2 separate regions of the Homo sapiens genome follow, and region 1 is linked to region 2. A link is a loop called in an ENCODE intact Hi-C map of the cell type or tissue named here. Cell type or tissue: endothelial cell of umbilical vein. All regions are shown on one strand. Links, peaks and the distances in the headings refer to the core of each region. The heading gives the core; the rest is flanking DNA.

Region 1 (8,323 bases), core at 3-8,002, 65 kb before region 2:
TAAAATAAAATAAAATAAACAAGAATGGGATGCAAAATTTACATGAGATAACAAAGAAATGTCAGGCTTCCCTGGGCTACTTGGAGTGGGCCTGTAAGGTCTGCAAAGTGGAACCCTGAGGGTCATGGTCCTGTGCCCTTACCAGATTTCAGATGAAAGAGCAATAATCCGAAGCACTCACTATGTACCAGGCAGTGTCTTAAACTTTTCACAAATATTAATTCATTTAATCTGCATAACAAGCCATTGTGGTAGGCACTATCATTATTCCCATTTACAAACGTGAAAGCTGAGGCAAAGAGAGGTTAAGTGACTTCTCCAAGATCATGCAGCTAACAAATGGTGAAGCATGCATTTGAACCCCAAGCAGTATGTCTCCTGAGTCAATGTTTTTAACCTCTTCTCTCATGAAGAATGTTCTTAACATGCAGATTCCAGCTCCCTCCCCCTAGGGATTCTAATCCAATAGGTGTATGTTGGCTTGTTGCAACTATAACACAATTCCTCCAGGTGATCTGAGAACCATAGGTGTACCACAACTGAATCATTTGACAGCTGCAGAAACTGAAGCCCACGGAGGGAAAGGGGCTTGCCCAAAGTCACACAGCAAGTTAAGGGCAAAGGCAAAATTCAATCTTAAGTCTCCTTATTCTCTGGCCAGAACCCTTTCCAACTTCTCTTTTTCAAAAGATCACCAACAGCTGTGGTGGGGGAGGACCATTTGAGCCCAGGAGTTTAAGACCAGCCCTGGCAACACAGAGACCCTATCTCTACAAGAAAAAAAAAAATCGCCAAATTGGTTTGCTAATCAAATGGGGAAGAGAGGAGGTACCGGGAGTGTCCTGGGGGCTGAGCCTGAGCTGCCACCCTCCAAATGGGACCAGCATCTGGGCATTCATGCTGGAACTCTAACCAACACCCATCTGCTGCGGGCCCTGCAGGCAGACAGGCATGGGAATGGGCAGCACCATGGCCCGAGTGGGCAGCATCGTGAGCCCACTGGTGAGCATGACTGCCGAGCTCTACCCCTCCATGCCTCTCTTCATCTACGGTGCTGTTCCTGTGGCCGCCAGCGCTGTCACTGTCCTCCTGCCAGAGACCCTGGGCCAGCCACTGCCAGACACGGTGCAGGACCTGGAGAGCAGGTGGGCCCCCACTCAGAAAGAAGCAGGGATATATCCCAGGTAACACATGCAGGGTGGGGTGGTATTGAGACTCAAGCCCAGGCTTCCTCTTCTAGCCCAAAGCTCTGTGTCCCTTTGTCCCCAATTGCCTGAGCTTCTCCTAGAATCCTTCCTGGGGATCCCAGCTCCAGGGAGCAGTAGGTATTTGGGGCAGAGAGCAGGTGTCCAGGCATAGCTGAGCGGAGACCCCCTGGGAGCCTCCATATCCCGGCCCTGGCCTGGAGGCTGCATACCCAGAGTGCCATTCTTCTGCCGCCCTGCAGGAAAGGGAAACAGACGCGACAGCAACAAGAGCACCAGAAGTATATGGTCCCACTGCAGGCCTCAGCACAAGAGAAGAATGGACTCTGAGGACTGAGAAGGGGCCTTACAGAACCCTAAAGGGAGGGAAGGTCCTACAGGTCTCCGGCCACCCACACAAGGAGGAGGAAGAGGAAATGGTGACCCAAGTGTGGGGGTTGTGGTTCAGGAAAGCATCTTCCCAGGGGTCCACCTCCCTTTATAAACCCCACCAGAACCACATCATTAAAAGGTTTGACTGCGCACCATCTCTCTGTGTCTCTCTTGTCTCAAAAGGAATGGCCACTCCATTTTAGTCAGCTTCCAGCCCAAGAGGCCATACAGTCCCCTCCCACCCACTCCATCCCCGGGACTTTACAAACCATCCCAGAAAATTAGAAAAGACTCTTGCCTTTGCCCCTTTCTATCCCTCCCTCTTCCCTCCCCCATCCTCTAACCTATTCAAATATTTCTGTGAGATTTAGCTAAATATCTAATGCTCCTCCCTTCCCTGTCAGGCTGGAAACTGACAAGGGCTGAAATGACAGGCTGAAATGAAAGCAGCCAATCAGAGGCTTTGTTTCAAGCTCCTCCCACTCTGAGAGCAGATGGGAACCTCTGACAGCAAAGGAGAAGAAAAAGGACAATAGCTGGCCAGGTGTGGTGGCTCACACCTGTAATCCCAGCACGTTGGGAGGCCGAGGCGGGTGGATCACTTGAGCCAGGAGTTCAAGACCAGCCTGGGCAACATAGCGAGACGCTGCCTCTATTTAAAAAAAAAAAAAAAAAAAAAAAGACAACAGCTATGACTTCAGGATGTTGGCCCCTCTAGCAGCATGCTCAGGATGATGGAATCTCTAGATTCCAGCAGGGTCTGGACTCAAAACCCGCTCTAGATTAGCCTGCTAGCTAACCTAATCCTGCCTGCTGCACTACCTGAGCTCTCTTGGTTGTTCTGCCTCCTGTAGGCTCTGGGCTGGTGGAGGGAAGAGAAGAGGGAAGGGGGAGTGGGGAACATACCCAGTGAGACCCAGCACTGAATGCTAACTATGTGCCAGGCACTGTCCTAAGCCATTTGCCTATATTAACTCATTTACTCCTCCCTGTAACCCTTGGAGATTACTACAATTATTCCCTATTTTACAGATAAGAAAATCAAGACACAGAGAGGTTAAGTAACCTGTCCAGTTCACACAGCTGGTAAATTGTGGAGTCAGGATGAGAATCCAGACAATCTGGCACCAGGATATGTGTGCCTGACCCCTCTGCTGCCAGGAGCTGTGAGGCATTGAAACTTTAGCCTCTTTCACCCCCAGGACCCAGCTTCTCCTCCTTCCTTCTGGGCTGAAAAGAAAAGGACGAGAAGGGGAGGAAGGGAGATGATCATGGGAGGAACCATGTGAAAGGAGTTGGGGGGAAGGCAATTTAAGGGTTACAGTCAGGAAAAGACCAGGATGTCCAGCATCTGTGTCCTCAAAATAGCTCACTTCAGGGAAGCCTGGGGCAGCCCGAGAAGGGCAGCCCGAGAAATGCAGCCCTGTTCACACCTACAGGTGGCAGGAGTGAGGCCTGCCGCACCCTGCCATAAATGCTCGCTGGCACACTGCCTGGAACCCTATCCCCAGCAGCCAGCCTGGCCCGCGAGCCAGCCCCTTATCCCCCAGGGGAAAGTCTACATTCATTACTTGAGCTGTACACACTGCCTTCCAGGTGGGACCCTGGCCAGGGGCTCAGGTTGACTTAGGGCAATCTGGAAAGAGAGGTTGGCCTGAAGATCCCCTGAAAAAAAACCACACAGCCCGGGGAGAGCTCACAGCAACTCAGACAACAGGACTCTCAGGGCAAATCTGGGCACAGCAGAAATCACCACAACCCACCTCACCTCCTGGAACATCTGAAGCCTTGGTGTTCCCCCTTGGTGCTGAAACTCCTCATGCTCCCATTGGTTGCTTGTGGGTCATCAGCCCCAGTCATCCTGCAGTTTCTCAGGCAGCACTGCCCTCATGGATGAGCCTCGTGGAGTGTCTGGACTGAGACCGGGAGTCGAGACACATGGATTTAGCCCTGCTTCTGCAGATCCCGGGTTTTGAGACCAGTGACTTGGCCTACCACTGGCTCCAGACCCTGCCAGCAACTCTGACATGCCCTGGCTCCTCCTGCAAGTCTCTCATCTCTGTGCTCAGATCACCTGGTATCTGCAGATGCCTCAGCAAGGCTGCCCAGAGCCAGCTGTAGCCTGCCCCAGCTGCACCCCAACTGGTAAAAGTCCTGGGTGCTGATTCAGCCAGCTCAGACCATTCACACAGAATCCATTCCCCTAGCTCCTGGCCTGGGACTTCCTATACTCATCCTGTGCCCTTGACAAAAGAGAACCCTACCTTCCTCCCACTTCTAAGTCACCAGTAAGTGACTTCTGACCTTGCCTCCCCAAGGAGTCAGCCCCAAACACAGGCTCAGATCCCATCCTCTAGCCTTGGCCCTGAGGCTGAGTTGGGACACTGTCATGCCCCACCAGAGTGGCCTCAGATGCTCTCCCCCTTTTTTTTTTTTCCTGAGACAGTGTCTTTCTCTGTTGCCCAGGCTGGAGTGCAGTGACACGATCTCAGCTCACTGCAACCTCCGCCTCCCGGGTTCAAGGAATTCTCACTGCAATGTCAGCCTCCCAAGTAGCTGGGATTATAGGTGCATACCACCACACCTGGCTAATTTTTCTATTTTTAGTAGAGACAGGGTTTCACCATGTTAGCCAGGCTGGTCTTGAACTCCTGACTTCAAGTGATCCGTTCGCCTCAGCCTCCCAAAGTGCTGAGATTACAGGCATGAGCCACTGCACCTGGCCTATCTCCAGTTTTGACCACAGGTCCTATCCTCAGCCAGCTTGGCAGGGCCTTGTAGCCACCCTCAGTTTCCTGGCCAGGATGGCACACTCAGGAGGATCCTCAACTGCCTGGTCCTGTAGAGTGCCACATTCTCAGGGCTCCATGCCATCATCCCAGGTCCCACCTTGACAGCCCCAGTTTCACACCACTCCAAGCCCCTCCCTTAGGCTCTTCTCTCCCCTTTCCTGGGAGTTTGCATGACCCATTTGGGTCACATATAGAGCAGATGCCCAAATAGCTAAATTTCATATCATGTGGGAAGCTGAATAATGGTCCCCAAATATGCCCACATCCTAATCTCTGGAACCTGTATGTTACCTTACATGGTAAAAGCGATTTTGCAGTTGTGATTAAACTAAGGATTTTGAGATCAGGGGTGGGTTATCCTGGATTATCTGGGTGGACCCGATGTGGTCACAACAGTACTTATAGGAGAAAGGCAGGAGATCAGAGTGGGTAGTAGATGAGACAACAGAAGCAAGAGGGTGGAGTGAAGCAAGAAAGGACCAAAAAGAATTTTTAAAAAACACATTCAAGTCAAAACAGAGACCATAAACCTCAATTCATTCAATAACTTATCATTCAAACCACTAAGTAAACGCATTTGGTGTTGTCAAAAAAAAAAAAAAAAAAAAAGAAGGAACCACCAGCCAAAGAATGCAAATGGCCTCTAAAAGGCAAGGAAATGGATTCTCCCCTAAAGCCTGCAGAAGAAACGCAGCTGGGTCGACATATTGATTTTTTTTTCTTTTTTTTTTTTTTTTGAGGCGGAGTCTCACTCTGTCACCCAGGCCGGAGTGCAGGGGCGCAATCTCGGCTCACTGCAACCTCCACCTCCTGGGTTCAAGCAATTCTCCTGCCTCAGCCTCCCGAGTAGCTGGGATTACAGGCACGTATCACCATGCCCAGCTACTTTTTGTATTTTTTGTAGAAATGGGGTTTCGCCATGTTGGCCAGGCTGCCTTCCGAGTTCAAGTGATTCTCCCACCTCAGCCTCCCAAATAGCTGGGACTACAGGCGTGCACCATCATGCCCCGCTAATTTTTGTATTTTTAGTAGAGACAGGGTTTCACCATGTTGGACAGGCTGGTCTCGAACTCCTGACCCTAGGTGATCCGCCTGCCTTGCCCTCCCAAACTGCTAGAATTACAGGCGTGAGCTACCACGCCCTGCTGACATATTGATTTTAGACATCTGGCCTCCAGAATTACAAGAGAACAAATCTGTACTGTTTTAAGCCACTAAATTTGTGGCAGTTTGTTAACAACAGCAATATGAAACTGATATGCATCCCTTGTTCTTAGATTCCTCCAGGGAGGCCTCTGGAGATTTTCTTTTTCCCATGCACTATAATTTTTGTAGGGATGGGTTGTAATGTCTGGATCATCACAGGCCTCACCTCTTCCTACTGTCTTATAGCTTGTCGGATTCACAGAGTCTAAATTAGCCACTAGCCCTTGTAGACACTTAAGTTTGGGACTCCTAGACTGCTCTGTGCTACACTCCCACCACTACCATTCCTTGTGTTTAAAAATTGTGAAAGGAAAATTGTGTCATAGGTGCAGGAAGCAAAAGGAAAACACTGACTGGGTAGACTCCATTGCCCCACTGCACCTCCTCTTTCAAGAAAACCATTTGGATGTTCTCTGAGATGTGACTGTCTCCATGTGGTTCATGTCATAGTCATAGAACAGCGGAAGACTCTACTGCAAAAATGCTGTAGTAATGACCGGGTGCGGTGGCTCATGCCTGTAATCCCAGCACTTTGGGAAGTTGAGGCAGGCGAATCACCTGAGGTCAGAAGTTCAAGACCATCCTGGCCAACGTGGTGAAACCCCATCTCTACTAAAAGTACAAAAATTAGCTGGGTGTGGTGGTGGTTGCCTGTAATCTCAGCTACTCAGGAGGCTGAGGCAGGAGAAGCTTGAACCTGGGAGGTGAAGGTTGCAGTGAGCCGAGATCGTGCCACTGCACTCCAGCCTGGGCAACAAGAGCGAGACTCCTCTCAAAAAAAAAAATTCTGCAGTAATAAGCTAGATGAACTTGAGGCTCAGTTCCCTGACCCATTCTAGTGAGGTCTGCTCCTCCTAAACCCCTCCCCCGATAGAATCCTGCACCCCAGTAGCAATAGTAAGTGCCATGTGAACCACACCCATAGAAGAGACCAAGCAGCCTGTAAGGGCTGAATGTAGGGTTTAGATGTAGGTGGCGGACAACGTTGAGTCTGGATGGATGTCCAGAACTGTGGCAGCCATCCTGTAACCCAGAGGGAAACCGGAGCATGGACTAAGGCAACCAATGAGGATATTGTAATGGAAAGATGGAACTAATCTGGGGTTTGATGATTTAACCCCACCAATTTAATCAATACTGGCACCACCTACCTCTGCTCTGATTGTTAAGGGTAACAATTTAAGTCCTCCTTATACTTTAAGCCGGTGTGAGTTCGTTTTTCTATGATTTGTGGTCAAAGATATCTTATATTTTTACAGCTTTATTGAAATACAACAGACAGATAATTAGTTGCTCAGGTGGTGGTGGTGTTGGTATTGTTGAGACAGGCTCTCGCTCTTGGCCCCAGGCTGGAGTGCAGTGGTGAGATCACAGCTCACTGCAGCCTTAACCTTCTGGGCTCAAGCAATTATCCCATGTCAGCCTCCTGAACAGCTGGGACTACAGGCAAGGGCCACCACTCCTAGCTAATGTTTGTATTTTTTTGAAGAGACAGGGTCTCCCTATGATGCCCAGGCAGAGTCGCTCATATTTACAGTGTAAAATCGGATGAGTTTCAACACATGCATACATCCATGAAACCATCACTACAATCAAGACAATGAACATATCCATCACCACCAAAAGTTTTCTCATGCTCCTTCTAGACATAGGTTTCTACTTCTCTTGAACCAGATTCTCTTGCCCAGATTAGTTTCATCTTTCCATTATATTATCCTTAAATATCAAGGAGTGGAATGGCTGAGTACTATGTAACGTGTATGTTTAACTTTTTAAGAAACAGCCAAACAGCCGGGTTTGGTGGCTCATGCCTATAATCCCAGTAACTCAAGAGGCTGACGCAGGAGGACCCCTTGACCCCAAGAGTTCAAGACCAGCCTGGACAACATAGCAAGACCCTGTCTCTAAAAAATAAAAATAAATAAACAATTTTAAACCATGTTTTTAGTAGAGACAGGGTCTCGCCATGTTACCCAGGCTGATGTCAAACTCCTGGCCCCAAGTGCTGGGGTTGTAGGCATGAGCTAACACACCAGCCAAAATTTTACAAAAAGAAATAGCCAAACAATTTTCTTAACATTTTATATTCCCACCAGCTGTATATGAGAGATCCAGTTGTTCCACATCTTTGTCAAAACTTGGTATGATTGCTTTTTTTGTTGTTGTTTTTTGAGATGGAGTCTCTCTCCGTAGCCCAGGCTGGAGTGCAGTGGTGCGATCTCTGCTCACTGCAACCTCCACCTCTTGGATTCAAGCAATTCTCCTGCCTCAGCCTCCTGAGTAGCTGGGATTACAGGTGCGCACCACCACACCCAGCTAATTTTTTTGTATTTTTAATAGAGATGAGGTTTTGCCGTGTTGGCCAGGCTGATCTCGAACTCCTGACCTCAAATGATCCACCTGCCTCAGCCTCTCAAAGTGCTGGGATTACAGGCATGAGTCACCATGCCTGGTCTGACTGCTGTTTTTAACTTAAGCCATTCTAGTGAATGTGTACTGGTATCTTATTGTAGTTTTAATTTACATTTCTCTGAAGACTAATGATCTAAAGCAACTGTTCACTTGCTTATTTCCATCTAGACCTCTTCTTTGGTGAGGTGTCTGTTAAAAAAATTGCACATTTTAAAATTTTGATTGTTTGTTTCATATTGTTGAGTTGGAAACTTTTTATATATTTCAAAAACAAGCCCCTTGCCAGATATGTGTTTTGCAAACGTTTTCTCCATGTTTACAGCTTGCCTTTTCAGT
Region 2 (8,323 bases), core at 131-8,130:
TGGGATTACAGGCGTGAGCCACCGCACCCGGCCAAGAGGTAGACATTTCTAGGCAGCCTAGCACCCTCATTGCTACACATCCTGAGAGTTAAAGGAGACCTACTGTTTACCATGTGCCAGGGCCATTCTAAGCACCTTACATGCATTGATTCATTTAATCCTCATCACCTGAAAAGAGGTGACAGTCTTGCTAATGGGTATTATCCCATTTTTCAATTAAGGAAACCTAGGCATATAGAAGTTATATCACTAGCAATAATCACACATCCAGTGAACAGGATAGACTAGATTCAAATCCAGATAGTCTGGCTCCAGAGTCCAGGTTGCACATGCCCCCTCATGTGCAAACTGTCCCAGACACACAAGCACACACTGCCAGCCACAGTCCTTGCTCATTCTGTCCCCCACTGAACTCGCCACGCTGTCAGTGACTTGTACACACTGAGGGTTCACGGCAAACCATGGAGATGCCCTCAGCCACAAACCACCCAGGCCACCTATCACAGCAGCCTGTCACAGGCCAGGTGCCCAAGGAACACCAGGGCTCAGTGGGCCCTTGCCTAACATCTCTCCCTTGGAATTTTCCCAACAATATAGCCCCTGGAGGCCACAGCTGAGGGTCAGGGGACCCTCAACCTCTTCAATGGTCAGATGGATGCCTGAGGCCCAGAGCAGGAAGGGACCCACCAAATCACATGGCAGCAAGCCCCTGGCTGAGCTGCCTGGACCTTTACCCTTCCATCTGGCTTCACTGTGGCTGTGGGGGCCTCCTGCCCAGCCAGCAGGTTGTTAAGGGCCCCGGCCTTTCTCTTTACCCAGGCTTAGTGCCTGGAGCAGATTCCAGATCCAAGAAAAGTCTGGGGGATCTTCCCATTTCCCTTGCTTCTCCTCACTCAGCTGGGGCCCAGGAACAGAGCCAGGAGAGGGAGGGAAGCCTCCCACACCCCATGGGCCCAGACCCCCACTGAGCTAGGAGCTGAGGCCCTCATCCCTGCTTCCTGCTTTTGCCCCAGACCTTCTTTTTTTTTTCCTTTTGGTTTTTTTTTTTTTTTTTTGAGATGGAGTCTTGCTCTGTTGCCCAGGCTGGAGTGCAGTGGCACAGTCTTGACTCACTGCAACCTCCGCCTCCCAGGTTCAAACGATTCTCCTGCCTCAGTCTCCCAAGTAGCTGGGGCTACAGATGCGTGCCACCACGCCCGGCTAATTTTTTGTATTTTTAGTAGAGATGGGGTTTCACCATGTTAGCCAGGATGGTCTCGATCTCCTGACCTCATGATCCGCCTGCCTCTGCCTCCCAAAGTGCTGGGATTACAGGTGTGAGCCACCACGCCGGCCTGCCCCAGACCTTCTTACTAGCAACTGAGTGTCTGAGTCCAGCACAATTTTCCCTGCTGCCCTCATAGAGAATTCAATTCAGCCCCAAATACCACCCCCTACATACGTATGTAAACCCGCATGCGCAGAAAAACGTGCAGAAAAAAATACATGCACGCACACACCCCTAAGGCCCCTCTGTTCCCATCTCTCTCTGTTTATCTTCTCAGGAACTCCCCTTTCTTCCCATCTCTCCTTATTAGTGGAAGAATCCCACTGGAGCACCACATACCCGGGGAGAGTGAGAATGGCTTCTTTTCTTTCTTTCCTGTTTTAGGACACATTTCTGTTCTTGCGGGTTCTTATCATACTTACTATCTCTGTCACCATGGCCAAGGCTTGCAGCTGCTCAGAGCCACAGTTCCCTCACAGTGAGATGGGCATAATAAGAGCCCTTTCTCCTAGAGACGTACAGCAGTTAAATTAGATAATTCATTTAGGTGGTTAGTACTGTGTCTGGCATGCAGTGACTACTCAGTAAGTGAGGGCTTTAATAAAGTTGAGTGAAATGCTTTGAGAATTTGGCAGGACTGTATACAAAGTGAGTTTCCCAACTCCTGCAACCCGAGTTATGTAAGATAGGAATTTGTAGTAATTTCCCAGTAAGAAAATGGAGGCCTGGAGTCTGAAAGGTAAAACTGGAATGAAGATTCAAATCCCTGGATCCCAAAGCCACTCCACGCTGCTGGCAAATCCACTTATGGCTGGGAAAGTGCATGATAAATGACCATGAGTGGGCACCGGTAAGGGAGGGTGATGCTATCTGGTCTGAAGCTCTGCAAGGGCAAGAATTACATCCCTAGCATCTTCCAATAAGGTCTATCAGAAATGTCCAGTGGCCCAACCAAAGCCCATGTCCTCTCTTTTCAGGTGATGACTTTCCCCTGAGGAAGCCCTGTAGCGTGCCTGGAGGAAGGGGCTCTCCAACCCCAGCCCCACCTAGCCACCATGAACACTTCAGCCCCACCTGCTGTCAGCCCCAACATCACCGTCCTGGCACCAGGAAAGGGTCCCTGGCAAGTGGCCTTCATTGGGATCACCACGGGCCTCCTGTCGCTAGCCACAGTGACAGGCAACCTGCTGGTACTCATCTCTTTCAAGGTCAACACGGAGCTCAAGACAGTCAATAACTACTTCCTGCTGAGCCTGGCCTGTGCTGACCTCATCATCGGTACCTTCTCCATGAACCTCTATACCACGTACCTGCTCATGGGCCACTGGGCTCTGGGCACGCTGGCTTGTGACCTCTGGCTGGCCCTGGACTATGTGGCCAGCAATGCCTCCGTCATGAATCTGCTGCTCATCAGCTTTGACCGCTACTTCTCCGTGACTCGGCCCCTGAGCTACCGTGCCAAGCGCACACCCCGCCGGGCAGCTCTGATGATCGGCCTGGCCTGGCTGGTTTCCTTTGTGCTCTGGGCCCCAGCCATCCTCTTCTGGCAGTACCTGGTAGGGGAGCGGACAGTGCTAGCTGGGCAGTGCTACATCCAGTTCCTCTCCCAGCCCATCATCACCTTTGGCACAGCCATGGCTGCCTTCTACCTCCCTGTCACAGTCATGTGCACGCTCTACTGGCGCATCTACCGGGAGACAGAGAACCGAGCACGGGAGCTGGCAGCCCTTCAGGGCTCCGAGACGCCAGGCAAAGGGGGTGGCAGCAGCAGCAGCTCAGAGAGGTCTCAGCCAGGGGCTGAGGGCTCACCAGAGACTCCTCCAGGCCGCTGCTGTCGCTGCTGCCGGGCCCCCAGGCTGCTGCAGGCCTACAGCTGGAAGGAAGAAGAGGAAGAGGACGAAGGCTCCATGGAGTCCCTCACATCCTCAGAGGGAGAGGAGCCTGGCTCCGAAGTGGTGATCAAGATGCCAATGGTGGACCCCGAGGCACAGGCCCCCACCAAGCAGCCCCCACGGAGCTCCCCAAATACAGTCAAGAGGCCGACTAAGAAAGGGCGTGATCGAGCTGGCAAGGGCCAGAAGCCCCGTGGAAAGGAGCAGCTGGCCAAGCGGAAGACCTTCTCGCTGGTCAAGGAGAAGAAGGCGGCTCGGACCCTGAGTGCCATCCTCCTGGCCTTCATCCTCACCTGGACACCGTACAACATCATGGTGCTGGTGTCCACCTTCTGCAAGGACTGTGTTCCCGAGACCCTGTGGGAGCTGGGCTACTGGCTGTGCTACGTCAACAGCACCATCAACCCCATGTGCTACGCACTCTGCAACAAAGCCTTCCGGGACACCTTTCGCCTGCTGCTGCTTTGCCGCTGGGACAAGAGACGCTGGCGCAAGATCCCCAAGCGCCCTGGCTCCGTGCACCGCACTCCCTCCCGCCAATGCTGATAGTCCCCTCTCCTGCATCCCTCCACCCCAGTCCCCGGGAAAGGCCGGTGGGAAGAGGGCAGGGGCTGCATCCTCAGCCCCAGGGCCCTGCTCAGGCCTCACCTGGCTTCCCAGGACCCTGGGTCACCTTCCTGGGCAGCCCAGAGAGACCCTGCCAACTTTCCAGACTTCGCTATTCCCAGGCAGGGAGGGAAACCCGGGGAACTGGTTTTTCTGTTCCCTGCTGGGTGGGAATGCGCTCTTCACCAGGAAGAAGGCCCGGGAGGAGGATCCGGGCTTTGGACTCCTTGTTTGCCTTTAGGCAGGAAGTCAGGAGCCAGCAGGGCGGGCCAGGAGAAAGAAGGCTTAACATTAAGTATTCCTTGGCCCAGCAGCGGCCCAGATTGCGGTGTGAGATGGTGCCCCCTGGGGGGCACAGCCAGAAACTGAACTGGCCGCTGGGAGAAAAGCCAGATGACAGGGAGCTGGGGAATCCCCTCGCTTCATAGGCAGAGCCCGCCCACCTGGGCCCTAGGCATACTCTCCAGGATTGTCCACAAATGTCCTCAGAGGGTCCCTAGGTGGGTCAACTCCAAGGCAAATGTCCAAGCATCAGCAAGACAATGACACTGGAAGGGTCCGGCTTGGCTAGTCACATATCAAGTCCCGAGGCAGCAACAGGACCAGGAGCCAGGTGTCCTGACTGTCCTACAATATCATTTTCCTGGGAGTGGGAGTCAAGTGTGCCTGCTATCCAGCCGCAAATCCATACCCCCTGCCCCAGAGAAGCCTCAGTCCCTCCCTCCTGGCTCACAGCCACCACCTGGATGGATCTGCTCCATGCAGATCTAGCCAGGCCTCCCGCATGCTGCCTGCCTCCGGCCCTGCCCCACACAGGCCTGGCCCAGCCAGCAGGTTCTCTCCTGTGAGCTCCCCAATCCAACCCATGCATGGCCTCCCAGCCACCCGGATCTCCAGGCCCAGCCTGGCCCCAAATGTTCTTTCCTTTCATCCTCAGCAAGTGCTGAGTCTGTGAATAAAGCCACATAACCAGCGGGCACTAAGGGGCCTTCCTAACTGTGTTGGCTCAAGGCCTTGGTCTCAGGCCAGGGCTGAATGGGGCAGGGAGGGCCCAAGTACTTTGGAATGTGGGCCGTGGCCGTGAAAGTGGTTCTAGGAGGGCCAGCACTGCATGGTTGGATCTACTAAAGCCTGGGGACCCCAGCACCGTGGAGTCCCTGGCTCAGGTGAGTGGGGCTATAAAAGGCAGACCTGACCTCTGGAAGTGAGGCAGCTAGGTGAAATAAACCAACCCTGCCCACATCCCTGCATATTCTCTATTGGCTCTGCCATACCCGGGGAGAACAGAACTCTTCCAAACCCCCATTTACACATGAGGAGATAAGGCCCAGAGATCCAGGAGGATTGTTCAGGGTTACCCCACAGAGCAACACCCAGACTTCCAGGCAATTCATAACCTCCTGACCTCTGGACTGAGTAGATGACAGCCTAAAGTATTTAGGCCAAAACACTCCATCAGGATGACCCTCAGGTCAGGTTATAAGGCACTTCTTTGGTGAAGGGTCCCCAAAGCCCAACGCAAAGGAATTCTAGAGAGGTTAATCCCGTAGCCTGGAGTAGTGGTTTCCAAGACGATCATTGGGTTCAGTGATTTGCTAGAATGATGCATAGAACTCAGCAAAGTTATTATCCTCACAGTTTATTACAGTGAAAGAACATAGAGCATAAAACAGCAACAGCAAAAGGTGCACAGAGCAGAGACCAGGAGAGACCAGATACAAACTTCCAGCTGTCCTCTCCCAGTGGAGTCGTGCAGACAGTGCCCAATCTTCCAAGCAATGATGTATGACAAAAAAAAATGAAGTACTGCCAACCAAGAAAGCTCACCAGAGCTTTGGTGTCCAATGTTCTTACTGGAGGCTGATCGTGTAAGCATAGCTGACCACCCACATGGCTGACCTTACTTAGTCTCCAGCCCTTCCAGAAGTTAAACTGATACCATGTGGCCCAAGGAGCAAAGGTAAGCAAAAACACTTACCAGGCAGGATATTCCAAGGGTTTAGTGTTATCTTCCAGGAGCCAGGCAAGGCCAAACCTTTCTTTGAAATGTGCAAATGTGCAGGATTCGGATAATCCAGACTTGCTGAGTGAATCTTTCAGTTCACAGTGGTTCTGACCAGTAGCCCCAGTATCACCTGGGAACTTGTTAGCTATGAGAATTCTCAGGGTCCTCCTAGATTTACTAAATCAGAAACTCTGTGGAACTCGCCACCTATTTTTAACAAGCCCTCTAGGTGTTCTGATGCAGGGTAAAGTTTGAGAATCATTGGCCTAGAGGGATGAGGTCCTGGGTGGAGCTAAGCCCTTGCAGAGAGAGGAGTGGAGATTCAGCCCCCTTATAGCCGTTGGGACTCCCAGAAGCCTTTGGAAGAAAGCTTCCAACACGATAGGAAATGGTATCCATTGAAGATCTAAACAGGATAGGCTAGCCAGGAACTACAGCACTGTGAGAATGACCCTGCTGTTTGGACCTTCCTGTTTGGAAGGATCCAAACCCCATATCCCCTTCCCACCAGCACAGCTTACGGGGTTGTGAGCTCAAGTTCCTAAGAGGGCCCCTCCCTTACCACTGCTCCCTCACAGCCCTAAGGCCCCTTTAAGGCTAAATGCCCTGCCCCATGTTAAAGGCGTTGAAACTGAGGTCCTGGGAGGCAGAAGGACTGAGCAAGCTGAGCAGTGCTGGGAGAATAGGAACTTTGGGGCCAGATTAACCTGGTCTCTACTGAAGGCCAGAAGTGGAGGGGGTAAATCTGGTATTCACATCAGGAATGGAGCTAGCAGTTCACACTTGTCCCTTGTCCCAGATGCAGGTCTGACCTGCCATGTCCCTCACTGAACAACCTTAGGCATGTCTCTTCTCAGTGTCTTCATCTCTGAAACGGGAACAAGCCCTTTGCAGAAGTGTTAGGAGGATGAGAGAGATTGTAGGGAAATGCCCTCAATGGCTCTATGATCAGTGTTACCACGGGACAGGGCTGCTCACCGGTAAATGCCAGAAACCAGGACTAGTTTCAGACCCAGCTCTGACCCTACACCTCCAGCCTGAGCTTTGAAAAGCCCATGCCCCCAATCCAGGGAGAAGAAACTTAAATCCCATCATGGCTTGGTTAAAGCAGTTTGGGGGAACAAGTTTCGGCGGGAAAGGGTGTGTGCATTCCAGGAAGGCTTCCCGGAGATGGGGTCTGTGCCCTCAGTCCTCTGAAGCTAGATTCCTGCAGGCCCAGCTGCCAGAGAATTGGGGAAATGGGATAAACCCAAAGAGAGAGGGTGGCTGGACATGGCAACTGTCCACCCCAAACACTCCACCACTGCCCCGTTCTGAGAGTCTTTCTTGGCCCCAGAAACAAGGGCGACTACACGCCTGAGCTGGAAATAGGGAAAGAATGAAGCGGCTTTTTGAATGCTGTCTTCCCCTCTACTGCTACCAACCCCTTCTCCGGCCTGGAGAAGTTAGGATCCTCTCTCCTCCTGCGCCACCTTCCTTCCACTCCCACCGTGTTGCTTTAGCGCCATCTGCCGGCAATCACAGGAATAGCTCTGCCAAAACACGGCTCTTGTAACCCGCCTGAGCCTGCTTATCAGACAAGACCACAGGACAAGATGGAGTAGGTGATTCTGGCCACCCCAGTCCCTGCCCCCAAGTCTCAGCAGGTACATCAGACCCCAGAAGAATCAGCTTCCTTGGATACCACTATAAACTTGCAGAGACAGGCCCTACCTCTCTGGCCAGTATACCAAATTCACCAACAAGGAGATAGAAGGTAGGGGGCTTGGCATCTAGGAACAGCTCCAACTTCTCCTAATCCCCCATGGCCCCAGGCCTTTGGAATCCTTGGTTTTATTCTTAGGACACTGGCTGGGATTTCACAGGACTCATGCTGACCCAACTGGAAATTTAGACAAGTACCTGCTCACCTTTAGAGCACAAAAGTCTTTTGAATGGCCAGGTTCCCCACACCAGCCTCAGGCTCTAAGGGGCTTGAGAGAGCTTGAGGTTATTGCTTCTGACATCGTTGTTGTTAGCACCTTTGGTAACATACACACACTGGATAACCCCACAAATCAGACTATCACACAAAATAAGCCTGAAAACAGTTCTCACTCTTCACTGTGAGTCCCTGTCCTTCCCCTGCCCTTGAGTTTCACTTTCTCTCTTGATATTCCTGGCCTGGCTAGCACCACCATTCACACGTTGCTCAAACCAGAAAGCTGGGAGTCATCCCAGACTCCTTCTGTCTTTTACTCCCTGTACTCAGCGTATCTCCTGAATTGTTCACAAATTCATCCAGTTGTCTACATCCCCACTGCCTCCAAACTAGTCCAGGCTTCTTGCCCAAAGTGCCAAAACAATCCCTTAATTCAGGGATTAGCAAATTTTTTCTATAAAGGGCCAGACAGCAAATATTTTAGTTTTAGACTCTGCAGACCAAGAGACAAAATCAAGAATATTGTGAAGGTACTCCAATATTACACAGTCTCTGTCACAACTATTCAACTCTGCTGATGCAGTCAAAAGCAGCCATAGACAATATATACTTAAATGAGCATGGCTGTGTTC

Evidence for each region. Peaks named below come from ENCODE experiments on the same cell type or tissue, not always from the same donor. Only the 100,000 strongest peaks of a DNase experiment are listed, where the experiment ranks them.
Region 1: it touches region 2 in a loop (8-fold over the local background); 36 of 110 quality-filtered maps call a loop at or near these places.

What each region holds. Positions count from the first base shown.
Region 1 is chr11:62,970,006-62,978,328 of GRCh38, reverse strand. It overlaps SLC22A6 (solute carrier family 22 member 6), which reads left to right. Exons shown (of 10, transcript NM_153276.3): 9 at 942-1,145; 10 at 1,448-1,732. The coding sequence ends at 1,535. Among named protein-coding and RNA genes, the nearest start is that of SLC22A6, 11 kb to the left of the region's middle. In endothelial cell of umbilical vein, for the core only: a CTCF peak has its summit at 3,013; no DNase peak of the experiment used is centred there.
Region 2 is chr11:62,905,100-62,913,422 of GRCh38, reverse strand. CHRM1 (cholinergic receptor muscarinic 1) reads left to right here. Exons shown (of 2, transcript NM_000738.3): 2 at 2,245-4,744. The coding sequence starts at 2,323. The coding sequence ends at 3,705. It overlaps CHRM1-AS1 (CHRM1 antisense RNA 1), which reads right to left and starts at 4,016. Exons shown (of 3, transcript NR_199052.1): 1 at 3,808-4,016; 2 at 2,578-2,820. In endothelial cell of umbilical vein, for the core only: CTCF peaks have their summits at 4,117 (motif pointing left) and 7,286 (motif pointing left); DNase peaks (open chromatin) are centred at 4,102 and 7,272.